2 separate regions of the Homo sapiens genome follow, and region 1 is linked to region 2. Evidence: chromatin loops called from intact Hi-C (ENCODE). Cell type or tissue: prostate gland. All regions are shown on one strand. Each heading gives the region's core, and the rest is flanking DNA. Links, peaks and the distances in the headings are about the cores only.

Region 1 (15,637 bases), core at 3,117-11,116, 900 kb after region 2:
ACTTGGGAAATTTAGCAATGATGGCTGGGTGCAGTGGCTCACACCTGTAATTCCAACATTTTGGGGGGCCAAAGTGGAAGGATCACCTGAGGCCAGGGGTTCGAGACCAGCTTGGGCAAAATAGTGAGATCCCTTCTCAATTTTTAAAAAACAGTAATAAAAAAAAGTTAGCAATGACGATGACGATTTGCACAATAGCACAACATCACACAGCCCACCTCAGGCCAGTGTTCTGATGAATGTCATGGTAAGTTGCACTCATGGATCAAAATGTGGCAGCATGTGCTCAGCCTCTGGTAATCAGCAAAATGCAAACGCAGCCAACAGTGCATTATCACATCCCAGCCATGACCACAGCAAATATGAAGAGGTCCCATCGCACCAAATGTTGGTGAGAATGTAGGAAAACAGGAAATCATATGCGCCAGCAGCATGATGGTAAATTGTTCCCTCCACTTTGAAGAACAGTTTGCCAATTTCTGGCAAAGCTGAAAATGGACATCTCCTTCTACTCAGCAATTTTACTCTGGCTGTGTCCCCCTCGGTTCTGAGGAGGTGATGTTGATGTGTGAGTTCTGCTTGAGCAAGGGAACACACTTCCTGGCTGCCCTGTTTGCTCTTGAAGATGTGTGATGCTCATGGCAATAGATTCCCTTTAGATCCAACGGACAGGAACCCCGACTGCAGCTGGCTTCAAAAACATTGAATTTTTTGCTCCCTAAACAGGCCAGGCACGGTGACTGAAGCCTGTGATCCCAGCACTTTGGGAGGCAGGGATGGGCGGATCACCTGAGGTCAGGAGTTCAAGACCAGCCTGACCAACATGGTGAAACCCCGTCTCTACTAAAAATACAAAAATTAGCCAGGCATGGTGATGTACACCTGTAATCCCAGCTACAGGGGAGGCTGAGACAGGAGAATTGCTTGAACCTGGGAGGCGGAGGTTGCAGTGAGCCGAGATCGCACCACTGCACTCTAGCCTGGGTGACAGAGTAAGACTCTGTCTCAAAAAAAAAAAAAAAAAAAAAAAGAGAAGATACAGGTGAGTAGCAGGCAGAGTCGGATCTTGTGGTTTACGAGTATCATGATCATATCACGAGGCTGGAGGTCTGGACATGGTGGCTGGCACTCCAGCAGCTGTGTGCCTCCTTGTCCACATCTGGCAGGAGCAAGAGAGCATCCTTTTCCAGAATGCTCAAGGCATGAGATCCCTTCTGATTGGACCACCCTGAGTCACATGCCAGCCCCTGAGCCAATCATCATATAAAGCACATGGTTTGTGCCAACTTGCCCAGCGTGGATCACCTGCTCTGCAGCAGCTGGCTGAGTCCCTTTTTCCCCAGCACTTGGACTGCCAGGTAGAAATCAAGGGCTGCTGGAAAGAATAAGGAAAAGCATACTGGAGTGCCGATCACAATTTTACTACACTGCCTTTGGCAAACAAAAAACAAAAAAAAAGTAACATCAGCTGGCCGGGCACAGTGGCTCACGCCTGTAATCCCAGCACTCTGGGAAGCCGAGGAGGGTGGATCACAAGGTCAGGAGTTTGAGACTAGCCTGGCCAACATAGTGAAACCCGTCTCTACTAAAAATACAAAAATTAGCTGAGTGTGGTGGTGGGCGCCTGTAATCCCAGCTACTAGGGAGGCTGAGGTATGAGAATCACTTGAACCCAGGAGGCGGAGGTTGCAGTGAGCCGAGATTGCACCACTGCACTCCAGCCTGGTGACAGAATGAGACTCCATCTCAAAAAAAAAGTAACAACAACAAAAAGGCAACCTTTTCCAGCTCTTTCTGGTGAACTAGATTGGAGTGCCATTTTCTCCCCATTGGGATAATGCCTTTCTCCTTCCACACCTGAATCTGGCAGTTCTGAAGTTGTTTCCCAGCCCCAGCTTCTGCCATCCGGTCCAGACTTTCGCAGAGATGGTGGCGGGCCCTCTGCCCTTCTGCATCATGTTCTAAAATGCGTCAGGGGAGCAGGGGGTACATGCTCCTTACAAGACCAGGCCTTGCCAGGGCTCTCAGTTGGAGCCTGTTTTGGGGTTTGGCCCTGAGCGCCCCAGTTATTTTCACTCTTCTCGCACAAAGCTGGGTAGAGAGGTCAGCTGAGGACCAGAACCTGGCCATCAGCCTTGGGCAGCTACCCTCACCAGGGTCTGGGGGGCCTCTGTGTCCTGATGACCCCACCCCATCTACACTACACTACACTTGGGGCACCCCATCGCCCTCTCACACAGGAGGATGGAAAGGCGCCCGCTAGGCATTTTGGCATCCCCAACAAATGAGACTTGTTTTTTCCCTAAAGCGGTTTCATTCAGGACCGCAGGGGCAGGAGGGCTGCTGCGTGGGCCGTCCTCCTCTGCAATGCTATAAAGTGGCCCAATGCCCCTCTTTCCCTGCCACTCTCTGGATCTACCCTTAGCCCCTTGCCCTGAACCCCATCCACCCTGGCCCCTCTGCCTCCTGGCCATCGCCCCAGAGCTCTCCCCAGCACATCAAGCATGAGTCCAGCATCACTTCCTGGTCCCCCGCCTCCCCGGCGCCTCTCACAGGCTTCTCCTCGGCACCTCCAGTTTTCCAGTTGCTCAGGCCAAAACCTTAGCACCATTCTTGATTTTTTTTTTCCTATTCCTTTCACACTCCACATTCAGTTCATCAGCAAACCCTGTCAGCTCTGCCTTCAAAATATGCCCAGAGTCCCCTCTGCTGCCACCAGCCCATCCGCGCCACTGTCTTCCCCGCCTGCCCTGTTCCAGGTTTCTCCTGGGATCCCCCAGCTTCTGCGTTTATGACCCCTTGGTCTGTTTTCAATGCAGCAGCCAGAGGGGTCTGGTCAGAACCTAGTTCAGATGCTCTTTCTCCTCTGGGCAGAGCCCTCCTTGGCTCCCACCTACTCAGGGTAGAGGCCCCGACAGCCACCTCAGGGTCCCAGTGATCCTTCCCTTCTCTCTGAACCCTCTCAGCCTCCTGGTCTCCCCTCAGTCACTGTCCTCCAGCCACAGCTTCTCAAGCAGTCAGCCACACCTGACATGCACCCACTCACAGTGCTTTGCACTTCTTTCCTTTTCTCAAAACTTCTACACGTCTGCACTTTCCTCGTGTCTGTGTTCCAATGCTGCCTCCTCAAAGAAGCCTTCCTTGACTACCCCATGCCTCCTGTTCATCCCAGTTTTTTCCCACCAGTGCCCCCATCACCACTGAACACCACTGACTGTGTATTCTGCCCATTTGTCTCATTGATTGTCTCGTTTCTAAAATGCCAGCTCTCAGGCTGGGCGTGGTGGCTCACGCCAGTAATTCTAACACTTTGGGAGGCTGAGGCGGGTGGATCACTTGAGGTCAGGAGTTTGAGACTAGCCTAGCCAACATGGTGAAACCCCATCTCTACTAAAAATACAAAAATTAGCTGGATGTGGTGGCGCAAGCCTGTAATCTCAGCTACTCGGGAGGCTGAGGCAGGAGAACCACTGGAACCAGGGAGGTGGAGGTTGCAGTGAGCCGAGATCACACCACTACACTCTGTCGCTTGGGTGACAGAATGAGACTCTATCTCAAAAATAAATAAATAAAATGCCAGCTCCCTGGAAGCAGCGGCCTCTGTTCTGTGCCCTCGCGGGTTGCCAGGCCTAGAGAGTGCCCACCCCATCGTAGGTGCTCAGGAGACCTTCCCAGGATGACTGGTGACTAAGTCTCCACATTCTGTCCCCGCCAGCAGCCCACCCCCATCTCTTCCACACTCCTTTCTCCTCTCCCGTTTCTCTCCTCTCCACCCCCACTCCCACCATCTCAGCCTTTCCTCCTCTTTCTTCTCAGCCTCTCTGCACACACAGGGAAGAGAAGACTGAAATTATTCCCGGGATGCCGTCCCTGGGCCCCTGGTGCAGCTGTCCCTGCCTTCACAATGGCAGCCTTCTCTTTGCTTGGCTCTTCTCCTGGGTTTGCTCCCTGCTCTCTTCCTCTCTCCTTGAGTGCACACAAGTGTGCACGCACGCACGCACACACACAGCTCCCTTCTTCCCTCGGTCCAGCTGCCTCTCATCTGCCCATCTTCCCTCCCCCTCTCCGGCCTGTGGGGGGACAGCAGAGCCTCTCCATTCACCCCGTGGAGTGTATCCACTGCTCACAGCAGGTAGCCTTCCTGTCTCTCTGCAGCGAACACCCAGCCTTCCCCACTGTGGGGATCCGAGTATCCACGGGAATTGCACAGCCCCTCCTGGGACCCAGGCTGACCCAGCGTGTCCTCGAGAGGCACGGATTTGCCGCCTCCGTGCACATCTTCAAGCGAAATTTCTTCCTCTAATTTGATAGTCACTTCCTTTCTCTAAGACCTCAGATTTCAAAATAAGTGAAGCACTTGTTTTGAGCAAGAGTCTAAAGAATTAGACTCCGCCTTAAGCGCCCTTGTGACCTTGAGCTGAGACCTCATCCCCTCTGGGCGTCAGTCTCTCCATCTGTGCAGCAGTGTTGTGACATCTAAGCACTAGTCACCCAGTGCCTGTGATAAGACGCCACCCTGAGTGATACGTGACCTGTGCCCACAAACCCAGGAGGAGAGGTTCCCTGCGCCGTAAGAGGAAGTGGCCACGGGGAAAGAGGAAGCTGATGTGAGGCCGATGGGGCAGGGTTTCCGATTGTTTCCAGGCGACACCCTCTCTGTCCCACCCCCTTAGCAGGTGTATCCACTTCCCTAGTGGACCACAGACTGGGTGGCTTAGAACAAAAGGCGATTTTCACAGTTCCGGGAGCCAGAACCCCAAAATCAAGCATCATCAGGGCCACGCTTTCCCTGCAGGCTTCAGGGGAGGGTCCTTTGCCCTTGAGTTCCTGGGGGTTGCTGGGAATCTTGGCACCCCTTGGCTTGTGGCCACATCACTCCAGCCTCTGCCTTCATCTTCATGCGGCCTCCTCCCTGTGGGTCCCTCTCTTCCCGTGGCCTGCTCCTCTCTGAATCAGTGTCCAAATTTCCCTCTTCTGTCAGGACACCAGTGATTGGACTAGAGCCCGCTCTGATCCAGCGTAACTTCATCTTACAACACCATGTTACAAACACGGTCACCCTCACAGGTACCTGGGCAAGGACTTGAGCATATATTTTGGGGAACACATTCATCTCGTGACGGCTGGTTTCTTTCACACATTAAACCCCGCCCCCCCCCATAAAGGCTGCAGAGCCGATGTCAAACTGAGCAAACCTGCCGCTCTTCCCCTCTTCACTGCCCCAGCTGTGGTCCTGGGTGGGGAGCAGTGTGGCCGCCCTGAAGATCAGCTCCATGCGTAGCCTTCCCTTCCCAACCATGGTTTCTCTCAAGGAATCTCCACCTGCAGTGGGCGTTGAAACAGCTGCAGGGTCAAAAGTGAGGGAAGGGTGACTGTGGTGACAGACAGGCACACCCTGTCTCCTGGGCCTCAAGAGGCTTCCGGGGGTTTCAGAGTGCATGAGACCTTTTGTAGTCCTCTCCTAGGTGCTAGCTGTGACTCCCTGAACATTCTGGAATGAGTTAGGCTGGAGCCAAATGGCCCAGTACCGTTGCCACTAGCCACAGGGAGCTATTTAACTTTACGTTAATTACAATTAGCATTTCAGTTTCTCAGGTGCACTAGCCATGGTTCAGGTATTCAGTAGGCGCACATGGGTTCTGTACTGGATAATGCACATAGAGAATGTTTCCATTGGCACAGAAAGGACTCTTGGACAGCAGGAGAATAGAGCCTATGGCTGGGCCTGTAATCCCGGCACTTGGAAAGGTCGAGGCAGGAGGATCTCTTGAGGCCAGGAGTTTGAGACCAGCCTGGGCAACATAGTAAGACCTGTATCTTTACAAAAAATTTGAAAAAAAAAAAATTAGCTGGACATGGTAGTCCATGCTTGTAGTCCCAGCTACTTGGGAGGCTGAGGCAGGAGGATCACTTGAGCCTAGGAGTTTGAGGCTGCAGTAAGCCATGATCACACCACTGTACTTCGGCCTGGGCAACAGAGTGAGACCTTGTCTCTAAAAAAGAAAGAAGAATAAAGCCTAATCAAACAAAATCTTTTGGGAGTGGGGAGTGACACACAGCACTGAGAAGGGGCAATAAAAACGCAGGGGGTGGTGGCTGTCGAACTTTAGGTGAGTGCTTTCCGTGATTCCTCATCTGTAATCCAATCTCCTCCTCCTCATCCCTGCACTCACTTCCCCTTATGCTCCCAGTACCTTGATCTGTCTTCCCAAACCTTCCTGGGTCTCGGGTCAGGGTCTCAGGACAGGTTCCTGTTCTCCGAGCAGCAGACACCATCCATCCCGGGGCCAGCAGGTTGTGCCAGCCCACACAGCGAGTCCTTTGGGAATCCATCCGTGTCGCAGGGGATTTGAGCAAATGAAGGGAAACCGAGTTCCTACACCGAGGCCGGGAGCGGGGCTTCCTCTGTCATCCCTGTGTGAACCCGTTCTAGCCTGGGGGCTCCAAATGCATAGAGGGCTGGCAGGTAGCCCAAAGCAGAGAGGCAGGCTGGGTGGGGAGGGGGTGCCCAGATTTCAACTGTGGACTGTTCACTCTACTTTTTAAGAATGAGCAACTGAAAACACCGGGCAGGCCCACAGCAAACACACCTGAGGGATGGATTGGTCTGCAGGCCACCGGCTTGCAAACTTCTTTCTAAGCTGGTGGTTCTCAAGGGAGCACACCGCCCCCTAGGGGTTAAACTCTGTGACTGCATTGCCGGTGATGGTGAAGGATTTGACTTTGCTGGCTTCCTGGGGGCGGAGACTAAGAAGGACTTTGATGTCCTGCTCTGCACAGCAGAGTCCACGTGGCCCCCACATTGCATTGTATTCCACATAGCTTCTGAGTTTCCTACCACATCACTCATATGGGTAGATTATTTTATGTTTATTGTCATCTGAGTCTTGAACCTACGTCTATTTTATATGTAAATACTGGAGGGTTTTTGCATATTCCCAGGAATGTACGGAATAAGAAAATGGAGGCAATATTATACTTGAGTGCAAAACTTTCCCAAGAGTCATTCCTTATTTCTGAAAGTCCCATCCCCGATGACAGTGCTACGCCAAAGGATTTGAATGGCAAATGTCGCCCGCCCACCCAGCTGCCCTTGTAATTGTCACATTCCCAGTGAATCTGTGTCTAGGTGCAGGCGTCTGCCTGACTACTGTGTTGTGCCTTCTTGATGGATGTGCTGGGGGAATTTCATATTGAAATTTATCTTCATTATAAATTGCTTTCCTTTTATTTTCCCTGTAGATTGCAGTTAGAGCATTATATTGATTTTGTGGAAATGACATGCATAGGTAGCTTTTGTTACCTATAAATTTCCTTTCAAGAAAACAAGGGCGCTCTACAAAATATTTGTCATAGAAATGGGAGGTCAGTCTGATGGCGCTGAGAACAGCTCTTTGAAAGGTGCAAGTAGTGTCAGATTCCTCCAAGGCGATAATTAAATATCCATTGAGTGACAGGCCTTGTTCTGAGGGTCTGTTGTGGATTTTCTCCCCCTCCTCTAGTCCATCCCTCTGAACAAAACCACACTTTAAAAGGCACAAGACAGATATTTAAGACACAGCTTGTCCTCGTGGTGACTCAGCAGGCAATAAAACCTGTCACTAGAGATGGAGCCCTCCATACCCAGCTAATTGAGTTTCCAGGGAATGAATGGGCCTCATCCTCATTTGCAGGAGCTGCAAGACCCTTCTAGGGAGCGGATGGCTGGAGCCAGCATTTAATTAGGCACAGGCAGCCCGCCCTCCATGCCACCAACACCCAGAGCTCCGCCTGGCCCTGCTACAACCAGTCAGCAGGGCCTTGGTGTCCCCCGCAGCCCAGTCTTCCTCAATAGCCACAGCCTCACTAAAAACAGGCAGGCGGAAGACAGGAATGCATGGAGTGGCAAGACAGAAGCAGCTCTCGCCTCTCGCCCTGGCGATCTGCTTGTCCCTGTTTGTCCCCAGCAACTGGCCATTCCTTCTCCCCACCCACAGCCGGAGGACACTTTTAAAAATTGTAAACCTGACCACATCACTTCCGGCTGAAAACCTCCTACGGCTGCCCACTGCTTTTTGGATAAACTGGCATCTCCTCGCCAGGGCTGCCAAGACCTTGTTTGGCCTGGGTGTGCTCACCTCTCTGTCCACATCTCCTATCTGTCCCTTCCTTGGTGACAGCACTCAGGCTGCCTAGCCTCTTTGTTCCTCAGAACTTCCAAGGTCCATTCCTGCCCCAGGCCCTTTGTATGTGCAGTTACCTCTGTCTGGAGCACTGGCCCACAACCATTCTGGTACAAGCAACCGGTTTCGTGGAAGACAGTTTTTCCACGGACTGGGGGTGAGGGATGTTTTGGGATGATTCAAGCGCATTTCATTTAGTGTGCACTTTATTTCTAATATTATCACATTATAATATGTAATGAAATAATTATACATCTCACTATAATGTAGAATCAGTGGGAGCCCGAGCTTGTTTTCCTGCAACCAGATGGTCTCACCCGGGGGCAATGGGAGACAGTGACAGATCATCAGGCATTAGATTGTCATAAGGAGTGCACAACCTAGATCCCCCGCATGCACAGTTCACAACGGGGTTCACGCTCCTATGATAATCTGCTGCTGATCTGATAGGAGGCAGAGCTCAGGCAGTGATGCAAGTGATGGGAAGCGGCTGTAAATACAGATGAAGTTTGCTCACTCGCCTGCCACTCACCTCCTGCTATGCAGCCCAGTTCCTAACAGGCCACAGACCGCTACCTGTCTACCTGTCTGCAGCCCAGGGGTTGGGGATCCCTGGTCTAGAGCGTTGTTCACACACTGCGGAGAACTTCCTCCATCCATTCTCTCTTCCTTCCTGCCCTTCCTGTGTCGGTTAGTACTCCTCAACCCTCTCATTCTCGACCATGACACCCGGCTTTATGTTCTTCTTAGGACTTCTCGCCCCCTTGAAATTATCTTGCATGTTTGTGAACTTTTTTTTTTTTCTTTTTTTTGAGATGGACTGTCACTCTGCCACCCAGGCTGGAGTACAGTGGCATGATCTTGACTCACTGCAACCTCCAACTCCCAGGTTCAAGCAATTCCCCTGCCTCTGCTTCCCAAGTAGCTGGAACTACAGGCACCCACCACTACACTCAGCTAATTTTCGTTTTTTGTTTTGGTTTTTTTTTGAGACGGAGTCTTGCTCTGTCGCCCAGCCTGGAGTGCTGTGCCACGATCTTGGTTCACTGCAGCCTCCACCTCCCAGGTTCAAGCGATTCTCCTGCCTCAGCCTCCCAAGTAGCTGGCATTACAGTTGCATGCCACCACAACCGGCTAATTTTTTACATTTTTGGTAGAGATGGGGTTTCACCATGTTGGCCAGGCTGGTCTTGAACTCCTGACCTCAAGTGATCCACCTGCCTCAGCCTCCCAAAGTGCTGGGATTACAGGCATGAGCCACCGCACCCAGCCAATTTTTGTACTTTAGTAGAGACAGGGTTTCACCATATTGGCCAGGCTGGTCTCGAACTCCTGACCTCAAGTGATCTGCCTGCCTCGGCCTCCCAAAGTGCTGGGATTACAGGCGTGAGCCACTGCACCTGGCGAGTGAACTTGTTTTTTACATGTTTTGTTTGCTGCCCATCCAAAAATAGCACCAGGCAGGTATTGGGTACTCAGTAAAGATTTGAACAAGGCCAGGCACGGTGGCTCACACGTGTAATCCCAGCACTTCGGGAGGCTGTGGTGGGAGGATCACTTGAGCCCAGGAGTTCAAAACCAGCCTGGGCAACATAGAGAGACCCTGTCTCTACAAATAATTTTAAAAACTGGCCAGGCATAGTGGCACACACCTGTGGTCCCAGCTCTTTGAGAGGCTAAGATGGGAGGATCACTTAAGCCCAGGCCTTTAAGGCCGCAGGGAGCCATGATCGTGCCACTGCATTACAACCTGGGCAAGTGAAACCTCAACTCAAACGAATAAAAAAAATGAACAGATGGAGAACTCTTGGGCCTTAGGCTTGAAGTCAGCAAAAAAATAAAAACAAAATGGAATTTAGATTACTATCTCATTTATCCAGCATGAAGAAACATAATCGAAATTAGTTCAGGCAAACTTTGCCAGGTCCCAGTGCTCAAACGCTGTCAGAACCCTGTCTTTCTGCTTCTTGCGTTTTCTGTCATTGGGTTGGCTTTATTAGGAAGGTTCCCTCTTTGTGATGGCAAGATGGCCCCCACAGGTCCATCTCCCCAGTGTGGTGACCCCAGCTGAAAGAGAGGCCTCTTTCCAAGGGCTCCAGCAAAAGTTCCAGGGAAAGCTCTCATTGGCTCATCTAGGGTCTTATGTCTCTTTCACCCAATCACAGCAGCCAGGCAAAAGGAGATACCCTGATTGTCCAGGCCAACCTCATGGGCCTGGTCCAGGATTCAGAGCTAGAAAGAGCCTCATCAGAACATGTAAGGCTGAGAAAGGGGAAAGATTGGTTCCCTCCCTCTTTGGTGACTGAAGGCACAATTATGAAAAGACAGGAGAATGGATTCTGGGCAGAAAAATAAAACAGATATCCACTATAGAAACCCACATGCAGGCCGGGCGCAGTAGCTCACGCCTGTAATCCCAGCACTTTGGGAGGCTGAGGCGGGTGGATCAGTTGAGGTCAGGAGTTCGAGACCAGCCTGACCAACGTGGTGAAACCCCGTCTCTACTAAAAAAATACAAAATTAGCCAGGCGTGGTAGCGCATGCCTGTAGTCCCAGGTACTGGGGAGGTTGAGGTAGGAGAATCTCTTGAACCCGGGAGGCAGAGGTTGCAGTGAGCCAAGATAATGCCACTGCACTGCAGTCTGGGTAACGAGTGAAATTCTGTCTCATAAAAAAAAAAAAAAATAGCTTCTTCTTAAAGGGCAAGTGGGAGGAGAGCATTTCTCCCAGCCCCCAGCTCGCTCTGCTTCCAACATAAGATGCCTCTTTCGTGCGGAATCATGACCCCACCTTCCTCATTTGTTTTCACACAGCTTTCAGTTCAGCAAGATCCCATCTCTGGCATCCAGAACTTTTATAGCATTGATTTATCACTTCGTGCAGTGATTTGCATTTGGTATTTTTTTTTTCAAAAGCAGAAGAACTCGACTCAGGCTGTAACCTTGCAAAGCAGCACAAAGTTAAAAGGATCCAGTTACAGAATATCAGAAATACCCCAGCCCTGAGAGCTGTGGAGCTCTGGGTTTATTTAATGCATTTCTTGCCAGCCCTGCCTCCTCAGCCAATTTGTCTGCCAAAAAAACAAAGACTTCAGTCCTGTGGCATTTCACATCTAATATTTATGCTGTTCTAGAGTTTGCAAAAGGGCTTCCTTTTCATTTATCACTGTTCCTCAGGAACCTCCAGCTCCCCTGCTAGGTTAATGGGATTGTTCTCTGCTGCCCAGACCGGGAGCCCCAGGAAGCCAAATGACAGATCATGAAAGTGGCCCAGTGGAGGACTCTTCTACTGGTGTCAGGGGTAGGATCAAAACTCAGCCTGAACCAGCTCAGTTTCTATTTTGTGACCCTGGGGGCCAAATATGGATCTTGCAAAATGGCAGCTGGCAGCCTGAGTCTACACTTCAACCCCAAATTTCTGTCAGAGTTACAAGATGCTTTTTAAAATCTGGAAATTTAACCAAAAATACCCAGATTACAAACTTCTCTTTAAAAAAAAAAAAAAAAAGATTATGATAGGCCTGTAATCCCAGCACTTTGGGAGGCCAAGGTGGGTGGATCACTTGAGGCCAGGAGTTCAAGACCAGCCTGGCCAACATGGTGAAACCCTGTCTCTACTAAAAATACAAAAGAATTAGCCGGGCGTGGTGGTGTGCACCTGTACTCCCAACTACTCAGGAGGCTAAGGTGGGAGAATCACTTGAACCAGGAGGCAGTGGTTGCAGTGAGCCAAGATCATGTCACTGCACTCCAGCCTGGGTGGCAAAGTGAGACCCTGTCTCAAAAAAAATAAAATAAAATAAAGGCCAGGTGCAGTGGCTCAAGCCTGTAATTCCAGCACTTTCAGAGGCCAAAGCAGGTGAATCATGAGGTCAGGAGATCGAGACCATCCTGGCTAACACCGTGAAACCCCGTCTCTAATAAAAAATACAAGAACAAAATTAGCCGGTCGTGGTGGCAGGTGCCTGCAGTCCGAGCTACTCGGGAGGCTGAGGTGGGAGAATGGCGTGAACCTGGGAGGTGGAGCTTGCAGTGAGTGCAGTGGCACTCCATCCTGGGCAACAGAGCAAGACTCTGTCTCAAAAAATAAAACAAAAATTTGAAAAAGATAATAATGATAATGATGGTATTGCCATTACTGGTAACATTCCTGCATGGTGGAGATTAGTAAACTGTGGCCTACAGGAGTCTGCTGCCAGGTTTTACAAAGTTTTCTGGAACACAGCCACACCCATTAGTGTATGTACTGTCTGTAGCTGCTTTGGCTCTACGGTGGCAGAATTGAATCATTGCAATAGAGACCTTATGGCTGCATAGCTGAAAACACATAGTCTGGCCCTTTGCAGAAATAGTTTGCTGAGCCCTCCTAAGTGGCGCCAGCCCACTGGATTTGTGCCACAGATACCCCCAGGATTTATTAGAATATAGGTGGAGTTGAGGGTACTTCAGTCCCTAATTAACAGCGGATTAGAGATGATAGGTGCTTATTTCTCTCCCATTTGACAGTTTGGGCATAAACAGCCTAGAGATGATGTGGCAGGCATGGTGTTGGCTCCCAGGCTCCTGATGGGTGATGGTCAGATGGCGTTCCATCATCCTGGGCGATCGTCCTTATCTAAAGCAGCATCCCATCCTGTCTGCATCCAACCAGCAGGACACAGAAACTATAAGGGAAGCTCACTTCCCTTCCTGGAGGGGAGTTTCCAGAAGTCACACACCACCTGGTGTACCCCTCCAGTTCATAGAAAATACAGAGAATTACAAAGGAAGCCAGTTATATGAAAACATATTTATCAAAATATTTTATAAACTGTGATATGTATGCTTCTTTACACATAAAATGGCACGATGAAGCAGTTATTTAATGGACAATGGATAGGTCTGATAACTTCCATGATTTCGAAGTAGCGCTGGCTCAAATGATATTTTAAGAAGTCCATGTTGACTACAATGTGATATGAAAATATCCGTAATTCCCATTGGTGACAAAGTCCCAGGGACCATCATTCATAATTGAAGGGGATGCTAGTTATAGGTTAATGAAAATAAACAAATACATACTTTTGCCATTCAATTTCAGGAAATTATATCTTGGGACAACAGATTAAGAACCTCTTCCTCAGGTGATCTGATTCGATTCCATGGCATTAAGTGCCATCTAAATGCTTACAGCTCCTCAGTTTGTAATTCCGTAGCTTTTCTGTGAACCTGGTCTGTTTCCACCTGAATGTCTAACCTGAGTCTCGAGGTTAATGTGTCTGATTTCTTTATCAACCCCCATCCCCAACTCTGCCCCTCCCAGTGTCCCTTTCCTAAATAAGGGCAAATCTGTCCTCCTCATTGCTTGGACCAAAAACCTTGAGTTATCCTTGACTCTCTTTACTTCTTTCGCATGCCACATCAGCAAATCCCATTGGTTCCACCTTTAAAAATAGCCTGGAACCAACCACCCAAGCCCTTCGCCTGCCACGATTGTGGTCATCACAGTCTGTCTCCTGAATGACTGTGAGAGTCTCCAAACATTCCAGTTCCCTGCCTCGGACTGGCCTTAATTCTAGGACAGAAGCTCCAGGAAGATGCAGGTTTTTTGCTGCTTTAATTTTTTCTGTTTTGTTCACTGGTATCCCCAGTGCCTAGAGCCATCCCAGCCACACAGGAGTCCTCCTTTAATGTTTACTGATTGAATGAATGAATATATAACATCATGATCAATAATATTATGATAAAAACAGTAACCATTTAGAGGCAGTTAACATATTTTCTCATTGAATCTTTCCCAGCAACTTTGTCATGTAGGGATATTATTATTATTCCTATTTTGCAGTTGAGAAAACTGAGCTGGAAGGCAGAGGTAGCTGAACTTAAATGCAAGCTGTTGGCTCCAGAGCCCATGCCCAGCCCTCAGACCTGCCTGCCTCGGAGGATAAAAATCATTTCTGAGGCCAGGCCAGGTGGCTCACGCCTGTAATCCTAGCACTTTGGGAGGCCGAGGCAGGTGGATCACGAGGTCAGGAGATCAAGACCATCCTAACCAACAAGGTGAAATCCCATCTCTACTAAAAATACAAAAAATTAGCTGGGCATGGTGGTGGCGCATGCCTGTAATCCCAGCTACTCGGGAGGCTGAGGCAGGAGAATCGCTTGAACCTGGCAGGCGGAGGTTTGCAGTGAGCCGAGATCGCAGCACTGAACTCCAGCCTGGGTGACAGAGCGAGACTCCATCTCAAAAAAAAAAAAAAAAAATTATCTCTGAAACCCTACACTTCTGGAAAGACTGATCTGGATAACGACTATGGCTCCTACCTGTGTCCCCCACCTATGCTTCAAGAAAGGCAAAGTGCCCGGGTCCTGGGAATGACCTTCCTTCAAAAGCCCACGGCCGGATGAATTCTGGGAGGATGCAGCATGGGAAGATAACCTCAGTGTGGAAATTCCCTTTGCCTGGAATTCTGGCAGAAAGCACTTCGGAGATAGTCTGAGCCACATCGGAGAGGAGGAGCTCTCGGAGGCTGAGTCCCATTTGTGTGTGTCCCCACCTTTAGCCATGGGGCAGTCCCTCTGCTGTTCCCTCTTCCCTGCCTCTCTGCGTCCCCGTGGATGGGAAGAGCTCCAGTCTGTGGTCGCTGGAGTCCTGCTGAGAGGCTGAACAGGGTAGTCACCAAAAGGCAGGTGGAGACAGACAACCTGGGATTGAGCCTCATTTCAGCTCTGACACTTGGCAGTTGTGGGATGTTCGGTGAAAAGGGGACTTTGCCTCTCTGTGCCTCAGTTTCTCCATCTGTAAAATAGGGACCAAAAAAAGGATCTACCTCACTGGGATGTTGTAGGTCATCGTCTAAACCAGTGGCTCTCAAAGCGTGGTCCCAGGATCTCTAGACTCAAAACTATTTTCATGATAATACCAGGACACTGTTTACCTTTTTACCGTCATTTTCCTTCTGGTAGACAGTGGAGTTTTCTAGCAGGTACATAGCATATCTAGTTATCTAAAAAGGATTAAAATACTCTTCCCTTTTCCATCTGCATACCCATTTTATTTTATTTTTTAGAAATAGGGTCTCGCTTGTCACCCAGGCTGAAGTGCAGTGGCACAATCACAGCTCATTGCAGCCTCGAACTCCTGGGTCCAAGTGATCCTGCCACCTCAGCCTCTCGAGTAGCTGGGAATACAGGCACACACCACCACGACTGGCTATATTTATATATATTTATTTTTTAGTTTTTGTAGAGATGAGGTCTCACTTTGTCACGCAGGCTGGTCTCAAACTTTTTGCTTCAAGCAATCCTCCTGCCTTGGCCTCCCGAAGTGCTGGGATTACAGACGTGAGCCACTGTCCCTGGCCTGCATGTCTGTGTGAGGCTGGATTTTTCATGTTAAACAACCAAAACAATATATCTCAGCAGATTGAATGCCAAAACAGATTTAAGAATCCTGCTGCCTTCCAGTAAACAAGACATTGAAGAGATTGGCAAAAA
Region 2 (15,637 bases), core at 3,860-11,859:
GCCTGCTGACCTCACTGGAGGCTCCCCTGCCTCCTACCTCCATCCTTTGTCCCCAGTGCTCATCCCAGGGAGGAAGAGGTCACCTTCTCCAGAGTGCTTCCTGACCTTCCGTTACAAACTGTGCCCACTCTCCCCACTCAGTGCCCTCCCAACCCTCTCTTCCTCTGCAGCCCTCACCCCCACTCCCCAGACAGCCTTCATTGGGGTATTTATTTCCTCCTTGGCTCCCTCAGGGCAGGGCTGGATCTGGGAGGGCAGGGGCCCCTTTTGTTCTCTGCTGTTCCCCAGAGGCTAGAGCAGTGCCTGGCCTGAGACAGGTGCTCAAGAAACATTTGCTGAATAAATGTTTCACGGGGCCAGTGCTCTCTGCCTCCTAGGTCATTGACGTTCCATGCAGATTAACTCCTTTCCGTCTTTCTCTACCAGTGCAGTAGTGGGGCCTATTTTAGGGGATCTCACCTAGGGGCAGTTTTATCCCCGGGGAACATTTGGCAATGTCTGGACACATTTTTGGTTGTCACAACTTAGGGGAGGGAGGAGCTCCTGGCCTTTAGTGGGTAGAGGCCGGGATGCTGCTCAGCTTCCTGTGGTTCCCAGGACAGCCCCTCCAGCTGGGCCAGGTCCTCTGTGCACCACCATGCTCCCTGTTTCATAGTTAATAGTATAGGGAGGCTGAGGTTAACTCAGCTACCCAGGGTCACAGAGGAGTTACATGGAGGGACAGGATTGGAATCCTAGAGGTCTTGCTGCAGAATCCACGTTCTAGAACTGTTGAGAAACCCAGAGAGGTGTGAATCGATGTGTCCATCTCAAACCCCACGGAGCCGACAAGTCGTGAGGCTCCCAGGGAGTCCCCCACTCACTCAGCAGATATTTACCGAGTCCTCCTCTGAGCGAGGCACTGGGAATGTCACAGGGAACTCAACAGGGCTTCTGCAGACGGGGAAGCACCAGAGTGCCTGCCAGTGAGGGTGGTGGCTGCCTGGAGGAAGAGGAGCAAGCGGGGAGGGACGGCAGGAGGAGGCGTTGCCGTGATGGTCAGGATTGGGTCTGGGAGGCCTCGGAGGGACAGGAAGTTGCCCCAGCTCTCACCCACTGTCCTCTGACTCCCGCTGTCCTCCCCCGACCCCTGTCCCCCCACCGCCAACCCGCTGTCCTCCCTCCCCTGCTGCAGGAGCACCCTGAGCGTGTCCCTGGAGCAGGCGGCCATCTTGGCACGGAGCCACGGGTTGCTGCCCAAGTGCATCATGCAGGCCACGGACATCATGCGGAAGCAGGTGAGGCCGCTTGGCCACAGGGTCCTCCAGCACCCTGGGCTGAGGGCGTGGCATGCTTGCAGCCAGGGTGGGATGAGGGGCTGGTAGCCACCAGCCCCAGACCTGAGCCTTCTCTGAATCTGGAGGGGAGCAAGGATCTTAGCTTCTGGGTCCTTGGGCTTCTGGGCCCCACCCCCACCCCCCAGTGTGCTTCCTCACGTGCCCTGAACCTGCAGAGGCCCCTGCCTGATGGTTCCTTCTTCCAGGGCCCAAGGGTGGAGATTCTGGCCAAAAACCTGCGAGTCAAGGACCAGATGCCCCAGGGTGCTCCGCGGTGAGTGGCTGCCTCGTCCGCCCCTTCCTGTCCACTCCCAGCTGGCGACCCAGGCCTGGCTTTGGCATCATGCTCCTGGCCTAACCCCTAATGCTCAGATGGGGCTTCCCCTCTCATTTATGGGGAACCTCTTTGAGGAGCAACAGACACAACTTTGTCACCTCCCAAAGGAGCTCCTGCTCCCACCGGGAAGATGAGCCCCCAGGTGTGCCGTGAGGCGGTGACTCTATGAGATCCTCCCACCTCACTACACTGTGCCCTCAGCCCCATGCCCTCTCAGCCCTGAGCCCCCGCCCCGTGCCCTCCACCCTGTGTCCCATGCCATGTGCCCCCCACCCCGTGCCCCCTACCCTGAGTCCCTGACCCCTGAGCGGCTCGCTTTAACCTGGGGTGGAATTAAGAATTCTGTGATTTTAGCTGATCCAACCTAAGCTAACCTTTTAGCCATTTACAGAAATGCGAACTGAACAGCAGCCTGGGCCCAGGCCTGCGATGCCTGATTTGCAGGAATGCTCTCTGTTCCTGCCGTCTTTGGCATGGGGAGTGCTGTTTCCTCCTGTCCTCCCACCCTGCCCTCTCTTCATGTGGTTTTCAGTCTTCCTCTTGGTGCCACATGTAGGCCCTTTAGGATCATGACGTTGTTTCCGTCTGATCCTCTCTCCATCTCCACAGCCCTAGTTTGCTGTCGTCATCTGCCCACAAGTTTTAAATAACTCTTGTTTTGAAATAATGTGACTCCCAAGAAGTTGTAAAAATAGTCCACAGTTCCATGGACCCTTCAGGCAGCTCCCCGCCAGCGGCAACGTCTTACGTAACCACAGAGCGCCGGCAACACCTGCTGCCAGTGGTGACGAGAGTCACTGTGCGTGCTGTGGCGCTGGGGGCTCCACACACACCTTGTTTGTGTCTCACGAGTGGCACGTGGTTCCTTTCAATACCTTCACGGCCTTTGCCCTGTGCCACGCACTGTCCAATTGCTTCCCCTCTGTGGACTCATTAATCCAAACAGCTGCCCTGTGAGCCAAGTCCGGCTGTCATCCCCACTTGGCAGGTGGGGACGCTAAGGCACAGAGAGGTTAAGTATCTTGTCCAATGTCACACAGCTAGTAAATGGAAAAGCTGGGATTCTGAACCCAGGCAGTCTGGGCGTGGAGTCCGAGCGCTGACCACATCAGACCACATGTGCAGCATTGCAGTCTGCTTGCCCTGGACACCACGCAGCCTCCTGTCTGGTCCCCCGGCTCCAAAACCATCTCTGCATATAGAGTTTCCCAGGATAGAGCAAGTGAAACTGCGTAAGGGGCAGAGTGCTGTGGCCATCTGGCCCCCACTAGTGTGGAATGTGCACCCCACCCCCACATGGCTGAACGCACACGTGCACCTGTAGACACGTCTTCATTTGTAAATGCCAGTCTCTGAGTGGGCAGAGACTGCCTGTGGGTAGGGGCCTGGCAGTCAGCAGAAGGCATGGACAGCATAGATATTTTTCTCTGCATCTTTTATATACCTGTGAGTTTGGGTTTCTGGGCATGAATTACATGTTCAGGTAAAAATGGAAATAATACAAATAGGTCCTGGCCCGCCCCGGCCTCTCCTCATTCTCTTTGCCTCCATCCCCAGCCTCTACCGCCTCTGCCAGCCGCCGGTGGATGGGGACCTCTGAACACCCAAATGCCCCACGCTGGGCCGCGGCCTCTGGAGCTGGGATTTGGGAGGACACAGCAGGCAGCGCTGGCCTTCTCCAGGGATGGCCCAAGGCTTCCGCAGCCGCCCGTTCCGGGACCTGCCCAGCGTCCTCCCTGCCTCCTTCCGGGACAAGCCTGGCCACCCTCGCTGTGATGACGAGCTGGCTGATTGGCCCTGGGCCGGCCCATTCTTCACACGCCTGCCAGAAGCTGGAGGGGTGCTGGAGACCCATAGAGCTGATGGGAGCAGCTGGTGCCTGGCCTTCGGCTCCTGCGTCCCCAGAACCCAAGGGAACGTCATGGAGGCCACATGGGGCCACCCGGCTCCCTCGGGATGGCTCCGCCTGCACTTTTGAAACCCCGGTTTCCTTCAACGTCCACATTCCAGGTGACCACACGTGTCTCCTCCTCCTCATCTTAGCTTCCAGGTTCACCCTAACCCTGTACTAACCTGCTTGGTGGACTTGGAAAAGACTTGGCTCTGTCGGGAAAGGAGAGACGGGGCCTCCATCACGCCTGTTACCAGAGGATCCCCGAGAGCCACACCAGCTCTGGACATCACCGCCCCTGGAACTGGGGCCACCAGCCCTGGGCACGAGATTTGCTCTGACTTTATTTATATGGCATGAAATCTCTGGTTTATTTTGGGATTTTTTGTTGTTGGTGTTGTCAAAGTTTGTTTTTTCTAAAGTTGTGTGATTATATATTTGACATTTTACATTTCAAAGAAAGGTATGTTGTCTAACAGGGGACCAACAGAAGGTAGTATTGACAACTGTTCCTGCTTCTACTAAAAAAAAAAGAGCACAAAAGAAAAACTAAATTATTGAAAAATTAAAAAATGTCATTGTTTCCTGTTTGTTAATATTAGGGTTGTAAGGTGTCGTTTTGAGGTATCGACTGTGATTCCTTCCCCCACCCTCCATTCTCCAGCGGTTGGCCGGTGTTAGAACTCGCTCTCTTTGAGTGACTGGCTACAAGGGCCTGAGAGGTGGCCAGCCAGGGTTGGAGCTGGAGGGGATGGAGCCCCACCTGAGGTGCCGTGTCACACGGGTTAGAGGGTCACTGGGAAACACCGGGCGGTGGCTTCTGTGATTTATTTTCTTGATGGTAACTTCTCAGAGCAGGGCGATTGGGACATCACCAGCCAGAGCACAGGAAGCCACCCTGCCTGCTGGGGAGGAGGGACCCACACAAGCCCCCTCGGCAGTTTGTCCCCCCAGCTTCGGTATGCCTTCAGGGAAAGGTCACAGCTGGGGAGGAAGCGGGGGGACGCCTGTCACCCCTGGCAGGTGGTGAGTTCAGGTGGGGGCTCCCTGCTGCCCCCAGGCCTGGGAGCTTGAAGCCCTCCCGGCATCTGGCATCCGAGCCTCCCGCCCTCCAGGGTGCGCTTCCCTCTCTTGCCGCAGCATACACGAGGGCAGGCAGTGGCCTTGTCACTGTATCTTGCATCAGAGACAAAGGAGGACCCGCTTTAGCCCTGCTGCGGGAAATGGGGGAGGGCCCAGGGCCAGCGCATTGTGCACTGGTTTACTTTAAAATGTACAGATTCTTCTCGTTAAATTCTTGATAGATTTTTTATTATTATTAAAAGTCAGTTTATAATACAAAGAACGAGGCTGTGATCTGCTTCATCTGCGGTGGGTGGCTTGGGGGGTGGGTGCGGCCGGGGGCACTAGGGGATGAGCTCGCGCTTTAAAAGCCTCATGGAGGACAGTGCTGATCTCTGCATCGGGGCCTTGAACCAGCGACCCCGAAGTCAGTGATGTTTTCACTCTGTGCCTCAGTTTCCTCCTTGATAATGGGGCGATGCAGCTTCTCTCGCGGGGTGATTGCTGAGGACGACCCGAGGTTGCACGGATTGCCTGCAACCCAGGTATACAGGAAAATAACAGGCCTTATTTGATATTTCAGCTTTTTTCCCCCCTGGATTCTGAGCTCCCATTTCACTGTGAAGGTAGGAAAAAGTGACTGTTTTCCCAGGAATTCCACACCTCCTCCTGGGTGGCTTACTTGTGCTGAGGGGACAGTGTGGATCCAAGGGGTGCCATAGAATCCTCCTCGCTCCAACCTGCAAGGCCTGTTGGATCCAGGCGGGAGTGGAGTTCAAAATACCCACAACATGGTCGTGCCGGACCCCCAGTCAGCCAGAACTTACGCTGGCCACAAACAGGCCTATTGGGCAGACGTGAAATGCACCAATGAGAATAGAGAGTCTGCGTGCACACCTGGGCCTGGTGGCTGCATCCTAGGCTGTCAGCAGGTTCTCCACCTGCCTGGGCCCAGGTGATCTTTATGAAGCTGCCTGGGTTTGTTTGCATAGTCAGAGAAACCTCATTCCCTGGGCTGCAGACCTGTTCTGCTGTGCCAGCCCTGTGCCCCCTCGTCCTTTTTTTTTTTTTTTGAGACAGGGTCTTTTGCTCTTATCACCCAGGGTAGAGTGCAGTGGCGCGATCATGACTCACTTAAGCTTCGACCTCCTGGGCTCAATTTATCCTCCCACCTCAGCATCCCAAGTAACTGCAACTACAGGCACGTGCCACCACGCCTGGCTAATTTGTTAAATTTTTTGTGGAGACCAGGTTTCAGTATGCTGCCTACCAAGTAGCCTGGACTACAGGCACACACCACCATGCCTGGCTAATTTTTAAAAATTTTTATAGAGACCGGGTTTCGGTATGTTGCGTATGGCCTCTTCTTTATTCCATCTTTTCCCGATTTCCAATCCTTTGGAAAATGCTGAAATCGATGACAGTTTCCTCTGGGTCATGGCCACCCTTGGGACTCCCCTGTACCATGGTGCTGCACCCAGCCCTGCCATTTCACACTCGAGCCCCTTCTCTTTCAGTCTCTTTTCCTTCCAAACTAACCTGTTGCAGATTACATTCTCTGAAGGCCCAGATTGGATCCCTCCCAGAGAGAGATCCTCGCGTCTCTCAGTTACAGGTTTCAAAGGACTCAATACTCTAACAGGCAAGAGGGAATCCTGGTGGGGTTTCAGGCACAGTCATGGATTGATTATTTAGAATTATCTGAGGCCAGTGTTTGGATCCAGGGAAAATCACTTCGAGGGAAGACCTGTTACCTCAATCTATATTTGAGGTCAACAGGGAGGATTGGACGTCTTCCTTCAGGCAGACACGTTTCTAGAAAGCATCGATTTCAGCCTCTCCTCCACCCTGGGGGCCCGCAGAAGGAACATACATTCTCCTGGGGCCGTAGGCAGGAGCAGCTTGGGTTTCCAGCCGGCTCTCTGTGGCCTTGAGCAAGTTGCATACTTTACAGGCTCAGAGCTGTGCTTGCAGAGTTGGGAGGGAGAGCCGGGCCCACCTCCCTCTCCGAGATGTGTTTCTCCAAGTATAAAACTAAGCACGAAGGGCCTCTCAGAGCAAGCGGACATTTTTGCAGGAGACAAGAGGTCTCAAACTGATGGCTCCAGGCTGAAACTTGGAACTAAATGTGGGTTTTTTTTTTTACTTCCTTCCTGATATGGTGTTTTAAAAAAATGAATTATATTTATGAACCAGCAAATTTCATCTCTGAATTCTGATTTTTAGTTTGTCTCGAAAATCAGAAGCTCTGAGCTGGGTGTGGTGGTGCGCACCTGTGGTCCCAGCTACTTGGAGGCAAAGGTGGGAGGATTGCTTGAGACCAGGAGTTCAAGGCTGTCGTGCGCTTTGATCACACCTGTGAATAGCCAACTGCACTCCAGCCTGGGCAACGTAGTGTGGTCCTGCCTCTTAAAAAAAAGATTAAAGAAAAAATCAGAAGCTCTGGTCACACTGGTCCACATTCCCACCTGGCTACATGTCAGCTGGAGCTGAGGAGCGGCTGTCTTCTTGAGGAGGGTGCCAGCTCTCCAGCTCCCCGGAGCCACGTGGTCCGAGCACTCATCCGGCCTGCTCACGCTGACGGCCAGATCCTTAGCTCTGGACTTGCCATGGCGATGTCAGCTCGGGGAGGACCTGGTGACCCGGAGTCACTGTGCCGTCCAATGGAGAATCAAGGGGCAGGCGCAGCCCCGCATTGACGTCTCTCGGAGCCTCTCCTTCTCTGCTCCTCCAGGATGAGGGCAGGGCCCAGGTGGTTGAATTCCTCTGAGCCTCAGTTTTTTCATCTGTCAAAAGGTGCTGACCCAGAGATGGCCCCTTGGCGTGGACTGCAACAGAGGCCACCCAGGAAGTGGAAGGTACGATGGGGTGTGTTGACCGCTTTATGATTTTATCTAAATAACTGTTGGTGTACTTCCTGTCCACCTTCCCCCCAGCAGTAAGAGCAGGAACCACACCCCTTCCATACTGTAGCCCAGGGCCAGACAGTGGTGAATCACGGCTAAATATTAATAGAAGAAAGCAGGGTTAGCACAGTGATCAGAGCGGGGGGCGCAAGCCACACCCATCTGTGGCCAAGCGGGCCCCTCTAACCTCTGTGTCTGCCACGTGGGTTCATTCATGGGGGGCTGGACTAGGACCTTTGAAGTCAGACACCCTCGCCTGCTCCTGAATCTGTCAACACCTGATACTTGCTGAGTGGCCATATCTGAGATTCTCTGTCTTTCTGGGACCCTCAGCTTCCTTCTTTGAGAAATGGAGACTTTACGCCCACCTGGCTGCCTTGCGGGGGTACCAGGAGTCTCCTCCAGGGCCCCAAAGTGGAACTTCCCGGGATAAGTGTAGTGCCCTGTCTGTCCAGCAGGTGGTGCTGGGGACCGCGTAGTGCCCAGAGGCTGCTGTTCCCCGGGCTCCAGCACTCAGACCGAAGGCTGGCTCCTGGGTGCAGGTATTTGGGACAGAGCCAGCCTGGAGGCGGGGCCTGGAATCGTCTGGACAATGGGCACTGGCGCTATCCCTCTCCTGGGCTGGGCTTGCCGTGAATATTTTCTCTTTTTTTCTCTCTTTTTAAAAACTTTTTAAAATTTGTCTCTTTCTTACTTTCGTCCCCCTCATTTTCTTTCTCTCTCTCTAAGCTTTTCTATATTTGTCTTTGTCCCATAACATATGTCTGTGAGCTTGACTCGATTTTTCAATTCTTTCCTTTCGGGGATCTTTCCCTTCTCTCTTTTCTCTTTTTTCCCTTCCTCTCTTCTGATTGGAGGAGAAGGATATGAAAGGCCCTTATGCACTGTAAAGCGGGGTGCTTACGAAGCTTGTGACCAGAAACCCACAGTCACTGGTGCACCTTTGTGGAAGTGACGGCCACTAGATGGCGCTGTGGGCCAGGGCGCCCCGCCTAGCCTTGCGGGCCTCCTGCCCAGAGCTCCTGGGAGGCTCCCACTGCAAGCCTGGAGCTCGGGGTTTGCAGGCAGGGGAGGCCGAAAGCCAAGCCTGAAGCTGCCTCCCTCCGGGCACTGGTAGCGTTCCCTGGAGGGCTGGAGTGGGGCAGGGGTGGTTAGGAGAGGGATGCTAAGGAAATGCCTCCGCTGCCAGCGCCTTCACCAGCTGCACCTCCCATTATTGCAGCCAAAGTTTGCTCACAAGGACAGTGGCTGGATTTGAGCCCAGGCCGTGTGGCTCCAGACCCTGAGCCCGGGGCTCTGTCTGGGGTGTGGCCCAGGGGCAGGTCCTTGGGTGCGTGAGGGTGGCTTGGCTCAGCTCCTCTCCCTGGGTCACTGCAGCGGCCCTGTGCTGTTCTGTTTTCCCATCCCGAAGTCCTGAGGGTCTCAGCAGAGGGGCCCAGGATTCAAGTCCATCCACTCCCAGGGCGGGTCCCTAGCCAGCCTCTGCCCAGCATGTGGGGTGGGTGCTTCCCTGTCCTCCTGCTTCCTGCAATGTTTCCCTTCCAGCACTTTCCAGGCTCCAGTTCCCCATGCTGGGCTGCCCGAGCACCCCCACCCTGCAGCTGGCCCTGCTGCCCTGGCTTCCACCTCCAGATCCTTCTTGCCATGTCCGCTCCAATCAGAGCCAACCCACCCTGTGCCCCTCCCAGTGGCTCTGCTGCCTGCTGGACACATGTCACCGCCACGGGGCTGATGGGTAACGGGAGATGCTCTCAGGTCCTGATTTGTGCTTCGCCAGAGCCCTCCTAGAGCTGTAGGTGATGATGGGCACTTTCCAGACACTGGCAGGGCTGAGATGAGCTGCTCCAGGGACAGGAGGTTCAGAGATGAAGAGCTGGAGGAGGGCCAGCCCTGCAGGGCACACAGACTTGCATTGCTGGCTTTTGGCCCAAACAGCTCTTTGAAAAACAGCACAGGAATGGCCCCGGTGGGTGGTATCTGTTTTCATGGTGCGTGGCTGACACTGGAAGACGATGGACCCGTGGCTGCTGGGTATCAGGGGAGGGGAGGGGGCCTGGGTGTGGGATGCAGGGCTGCCCTCCTTCCCTCACATCCCCTGCTGTCAGGAAGAGGGCAGGGGGTCCTGGGGCACTGAGGCTGGGGAGACATGAGGGCTGTCACATCTGTGTCCTATCCAAGCCAGATCCATGTCCTGTTTGCAGAGTCTTGGCCATAAAGAGGGACTGGGAACACTCTGCCTCACCCTCACCCTCGCACCCTCCTCTGATCCATCTGGGTCTGTCTGGATGGCAGAGGCTCAGAAGGTCTGACCCTACCCGATGGTGGAGGCTCAGAATGTCTGAGCCAGAAAGGACGTCGACGAAAGTCTAGAGCCAGGTGCCCTGACTCACGCCTGTCATCCCAGCACTTTGGGAGGCTGAGGCTGGAGGATTGCTTGAGCGCAGGAGTTTGAGACCAGCCTGGGTAACATAGTGAGACCCTGTCTCTATTAAAAATAAAGAAAAAAAATTAGCTTGGGGTGGTGGTGCAAGCCTGTGGTCCCAGGCTGAGGTGGGAGGATCACCCGAGCCTAGGGAGGTCGAGGCTGCAGTGAGCCATGATCAAACCACTGCTCCGCTCCAGCCTGGGTGATGGAGTGAGAGACTGACTCCAAAAAGAAAAGGAAAGACTCGCCTTCCTCCTCCTGATTAACAGGTGAGGCAGATCCCCGTGCCCCATAGGGACTGCAGGGACACTGATGCTTGGTGCTGATTGAACCCCTACTGTGTGTCGCAGGCTGTGCACATCACCTCACTGAATCCTCACGAGAGCCCTAGGGGGGCACCATGGTTGTCGCTGTCCTCCCACTGTGGAGCTGAAGGAGCTGAAGGGGGAAGGCGCTCCCCGAGGGGCACGCAGTCAAGGAGCCTCTGAGCCGGGATTTGTCCTGTCCCAGGTCCTGGGTCCCCACCCGCAGCCCCACTCGCTGCTGGCAGAAGCAGGTCACCAAGGAAAGACCCAGGGGGCTTCCCTCTTGGGGCTTCCAGTGTATTAAAAGTGAAGGAATGCCAAGAAAGGGCTATAGAAACCACGGGCTGGCTGAAATGTTGAAGGAACAAACGAACTCTTTATCGTGGTGCTGTTCAGGAAATAAGAACTACATTGACTTTGTAAAAGTACGTTCATCCCAGGTGCATCTGGGCGTGAGGACGGGAAGGAGGGGGCTGTAAAGATGGGGATTAGGGCTCGTGGGTCAGTGCCTGAGCTTTGTGGCCGGACTCCCTGGGTCCGGATTCCTGGGTTTGGATTCCTGGGCAAGTCACTTGACTCGTCTGTGTCTCGGTTTCCCCATCTGCAGCATGGGCTCCCAACCGCATGTTCCCGGTGTCGGGGTTGGAGGGGCAGGCAAAGCCTTTGATCAGCGCCAGGCTGTGGGTGACTGCCCCAAGGGGGCTACTGGGTCCTCACAGTCCTCGTTTCTCTGAGACTCTAGACGCAGCCTCATTTGAAGGTGACTCCCACATTTAGGAATCCAGGCCTTCTGGGAAAGTGAGGCCCAGGGCCCATGTTAGACTCAGGCCCTGGGGACCAATTGCATCCATTCAGTTTGCAGAGAGGTGTGTTCGCCTGCGTCTCCACCTCCGTGCTCCAGGGAGATCCGCCATGGAGGCTGCTCCCAGAGTAACTGGGGATTTCATATGAAGAGCTAATTAGGCAGAATCAGTAGGGTTTACTCGAAAGAGGAGACCATTCCAGACAAAGCTGGGAGATGAGAGGATGAAGCCTGTGGCTGAGTGTGGGGTGGGGAAGGGTTCTGCCAATTCCACAGAACCTCTGCCCACGGGCATCCCCTCCCCTCCAGCTGCCAGAACTGCGGGATTAAAGTCTATGCTGGGTTCTGACCCTGAATGGGTGCTCTGAGGGCTGGATGTGGCAGAGGGCGCAGAGCCTACAGCTGCTGGGCCACTGCTCCCTGCACACCTGCCCTAGCCCTCAGTGTCACCACCGATGCCCCACAGTGGCTTCAGCCTGATCCCAGAATGAGGAGCCGCCAGATGGGCCTCGGCTCAGATTCCAGCTCTGCCACTTGCTGGCTGTGTGTTCTTGGACGTGACCACTCTGAGCCTCAGTTTTCTCACCTGTCAAAGGGGAGTAAATGAAAGTACCTCCCTCCCAGGGTTATCGTGGGACTTGGAGCAATCAGCTGGTTCAAGTGCTTAGCAAATGCCTCCAGCATTGTAAATGCACAGTGAGTGCCAACTGTTATTATTATTTCCTCCCCTCTTACCTGGAGAGTAAACACACACACAGTCATCATATAGATTATGCATCGTATGGCCGGGTGTGATGGCTCACACCTGTAATCCCAGCACCTTGGGAGGCTGAGGCAGGTGGATCACTTGAGGTGAGGCATTCGAGACTAGCCTGGCCAATGTGGTGAAACCCCATCTCTACTAAAAATATAAAAATTAGCCAGCAGTGGTGTCACACACCTGTAATCCCAGCTACTTGGGTGGCTGAGGCATGAGAATTGCTTAAACCCGGGAGGCGGAGGTTGCAATGAGCCGAGATTGCACTGCTGCACTCCAGCCTGGCAAGACTCCGTCTAAAAAAAAAACAAAACCCACAAACTGGGCACAGAATCCAGGACCCAGGATCTGCCCTGAGAGCAGAGGTGTTCACAGAGCCTGGGTGGAGGAATGCTCCTTAGTCCTGTTGCTTTTGAGTGAACTCTTGAGTGTCTATCCTGCACATCCAGGAAGTGGCATCGGGGCACAGAACATTCCAGGGCACACAGTCCGGTCTGGCCCTGGGTCACCGGGTCCTCTGCCTGATCTGACAGTGCCCTCCTGAGTTTCCAGTCCTCCATAGAGTAAGGATTCAGGGTTTCTCTCTGGCCTCTTTCGATCCTGCTGCCCGCTCTGCATGCTGTCACTCTTCCCTCATGCCAGGCTCCCCGGGCACAATGGGCCATACTCACAGGCCCGTGCTGCAGTGGGAGCAGGGCCTGTCCCATTGTGGGCCTTCCCAGTCCTGATGCCTACACCCACAAGACAGTCCTGTGCAGTGCAGCTTGTACCTTGTATCCTGGACCCCAGCCCATGGACAGCATGCCCTCCAAGTTCCATCCATGGCTCACACCTTGTCCATGACCTCCTAATCCAAGCTGGTGGACTGAGACAGCCTCCTATGGGGCCTCCTCGATCTGTGCTTGCTTCCATGATCCATTCTTCCAGCCACCAGAGCGAGCATTATAAAGTGCAAGAGAGATGATGCCACTCTGTCATCTACAATCTTCAATGACTTCCCATTGCTCTTGAAATAAAATCCAAGATCCTATGTGATCTGGTCCCTACCTTCACTGCACACCTCCCTCCCCTGCTCACTTGGCATCAAGCACATGCCCACCTCAGGGCCTTTGCACTTGCTGGGCCTAAAATGCTCTCCCTCCAGATCTTGTCATGGCTGGCTTCCTCATCCTCTGGGTCTTAGCTCACATTTCTCCTCCACCAGGGGACCCTCACTGACCGCCCTGACTAAGGGAGTCCCTGTGGAGTCACATTTGATTCCATCAGGCTGTACAAGTTCCTCCTTGGGGTTTATCGAATCTGCGATTATCTTGCTTATGGTTTTGACTGTGCCATCCCACTAGAAGGCCAGCTCCATGAGGGCAGGAGCCATGGAGAGTAGGAGGCTGTGGCTCCAGGACATAGCCCAGTGTCCAGCACATAGGATGTGCCTCCTAAATATTCATTGAGTGAATGAGTAAATGAAAGCTCACCCTGGCACGATGAATGAACTCAGCTCAAAACTCACCCGTCTCATGTCTTATTTCTTTCAAAGCCTGCCATATCTGAGAACTAATGAAGAATTTATTTGTGCTAATGAATATGTATTAGTTCTTTTAAGATGAGATATGCATATTTTAGTAGGAAATGCCGAGAGTCACAGTTCTTCAATCCAGGGACGCCACCCCAAGAATGAGAATGTGAAATGGTGATGAGGGTGGGGTAGATATTTAGAGCATGGAGTCCCAAAGAGGCATCAGATCACAGAATAGCAAAGGCTTCCTGGGTGCAGTGGGGGAGAGGAGGAGCACTGCCCTGGGGCAACACAGGGCCTGGCGCTGGGCAAATCACTTCCCCTCCTCCCTGGTCTCAGTGCTCCTGTCTGTACATGGGGATCATAATCCATAACTCACAGGGAGTGAGGTTCCAATGATAAGATGGTTAGTCTGGCGCTTTGCACATTTCAAAGGTTTTGCTTATCAAGTAGAAGGGATTATGGTAATAAGCAAAAAGACTCTACCTGTCACAGGTGGGATGCTTTTGGCTTCAAGCAGCAGAGAAATCCACAATAAGTATCCTATTGTTCTTACATCATAGGGACAATATCTTATGTCTCCATGAATCAAGAAATCCAGTGGACTTCCTAGCACTTCTGGTTTGGCTGGTACAGAGGTGGGGATCACCAGGGACCCTGATTCTTTTCAACTTCCCACTGTGCTCTCCACATTGGCCTGACCCTCAGGCTTGCACTCTGAAGCTCGTAGGATTGCGCCACAGCTCCAGGCGTCCCACCCTTGTGCAAGAGGTGAAAGCAAAAGAAAGAACGCGTCTCTTCCTAGTGCCTCTTTATAAGAGACTGGAACCCTTTCCCAGAAGCCCCCAGCAGATTGGATTGCCTGTAACTTTGGCCAAAATTGCATCCCAAGCGCATTGTTAGGCCTGGTGCTGGCAGAGGAAGTGGAATTATCATGGTTTGGCCAGTGCTTTTTCACCAGAGAGGTACAGCCTCTGAGGTTGTATGGAAATGTGGGGGTGGCTTGGCTCAATGACTGGTAATATTGCTGGCATTCAGCTGGGTGGGGCTGGGAATGCTGGATGCCTCCAAGGCGCAGGACAGTCCACATAAGACAGACCGTCCTGTTTCCCACACGAATTTCACTTCTCCTCTGGTCGCTCTTGTGTGAAGAGCCATTTAATCATCTTAGCCTAGAACCGACATCAATTTAATATCAAAACAAGATATTTTTGTAAGATTTTACCGTACACCGAATATAATATTTATATTCAAGTGTCTTTATTTTTCTGCCCTTCTGTTGTAGCGCAACTCCTGATCTTCTCTTCCATCCAAACTTCTTCTGTAGAAGTTGGCTAGGATCTAACTATTGGTTATATCTCTGTGTGTGCCTGTGTCTGTGTCTGTTCATTTGCCTATTGAAATATGATTTAATTTATTACAAGTTATTATTTCATTAAAAATTATTGTCCTTTTATTTCTTTTTATAGTCCACTTAGGGCATTGTAATGAGTTTTTAAGTAGGTGTATGATGTTATAGGTTAATTATTTATGACTTTCATTTCAGGGCAGTAAAGAGACATTAAGCACAATTCTTCTTTGGAAGAGGTCATGGGTCTGACAAAGTTGAGAACTCTGGCTTGGATCCATCAAGATTCATGTCCGGGGGCTGGGGCAGAGCCTGTGTTCTGAAACTCGTGGCTCCCAAGTGCTTGGACCACACAGGGGTTGAGTCAGGTTGGAAGGCGAGGAGGGACTCTCAGGTTGGCACCAGTGATGTTGACTGTATTACCCGTGCTAAGGCCTCAACCAATCATCTATGCTGTCACTGATTATAGAGGGTGCCTGGGAAGGAGCTGCTTCCCTGGAGAGGATGAGGGTACCAAGAGGGCCATTGAGGCAAGGCTGGATTTGCATTCAGCCCTGAGATCTGACAGCGGGAACCCACCACACTCATGGTCGGCTAGCTGTTGGTCACTAGAATGGTATCAGTTTATGAGCGGAAGAGGATTTTCACCAGGAAAGTAAGATCAGTTTATCTCTTTGAGTGCAACCCAGAGAAGGAAGGTGAAGTGTGACCAGTGCCCAGCTGATACAGGTAGCTCTGGAAAAGCCCTCTGGAGGCAAAATCCCCACATCCATTCACTCAGCCGACATCTACTGAGCACCTAATAGGTACAAGGGATCATGTTTCCAGATGTGGAGACTTGGGGGGATCAGCCCCCAGCCTGGTCTGTAGGGGCTTCCCACTGAGCCAGAGTAGGAGCTTCTTAGGAGGTAGACAGGTGTTCTGTTTAAATGAGGTTTAACTGGGGGGAAAGACTGAATTTTGGAAGTTACTTTA

Evidence for each region. A loop is a pair of places that touch in the nucleus more often than their neighbours do. Peaks named below come from ENCODE experiments on the same cell type or tissue, not always from the same donor. Only the 100,000 strongest peaks of a DNase experiment are listed, where the experiment ranks them.
Region 1: it touches region 2 in a loop (5-fold over the local background); 53 of 110 quality-filtered maps call a loop at or near these places.

Annotation. Positions count from the first base shown.
Region 1 is chr20:47,716,581-47,732,217 of GRCh38, reverse strand. The region is part of intron 3 of SULF2 (sulfatase 2); the gene reads left to right. Among named protein-coding and RNA genes, the nearest start is that of SULF2, 61 kb to the left of the region's middle. In prostate gland, for the core only: a CTCF peak has its summit at 6,682 (motif pointing left); DNase peaks (open chromatin) are centred at 6,677 and 10,957.
Region 2 is chr20:48,613,501-48,629,137 of GRCh38, reverse strand. It overlaps PREX1 (phosphatidylinositol-3,4,5-trisphosphate dependent Rac exchange factor 1), which reads left to right. Exons shown (of 40, transcript NM_020820.4): 38 at 1,175-1,277; 39 at 1,523-1,590; 40 at 3,211-4,886. The coding sequence ends at 3,253. Among named protein-coding and RNA genes, the nearest start is that of PREX1, 210 kb to the left of the region's middle. RefSeq lists enhancers at 8,095-8,154, 8,977-9,685, 9,721-10,221, 11,775-11,944 and a silencer at 8,455-8,584. In prostate gland, for the core only: CTCF peaks have their summits at 7,960 (motif pointing right) and 8,494 (motif pointing right); DNase peaks (open chromatin) are centred at 8,037, 8,477 and 9,392; H3K4me3 peaks cover 466 bases.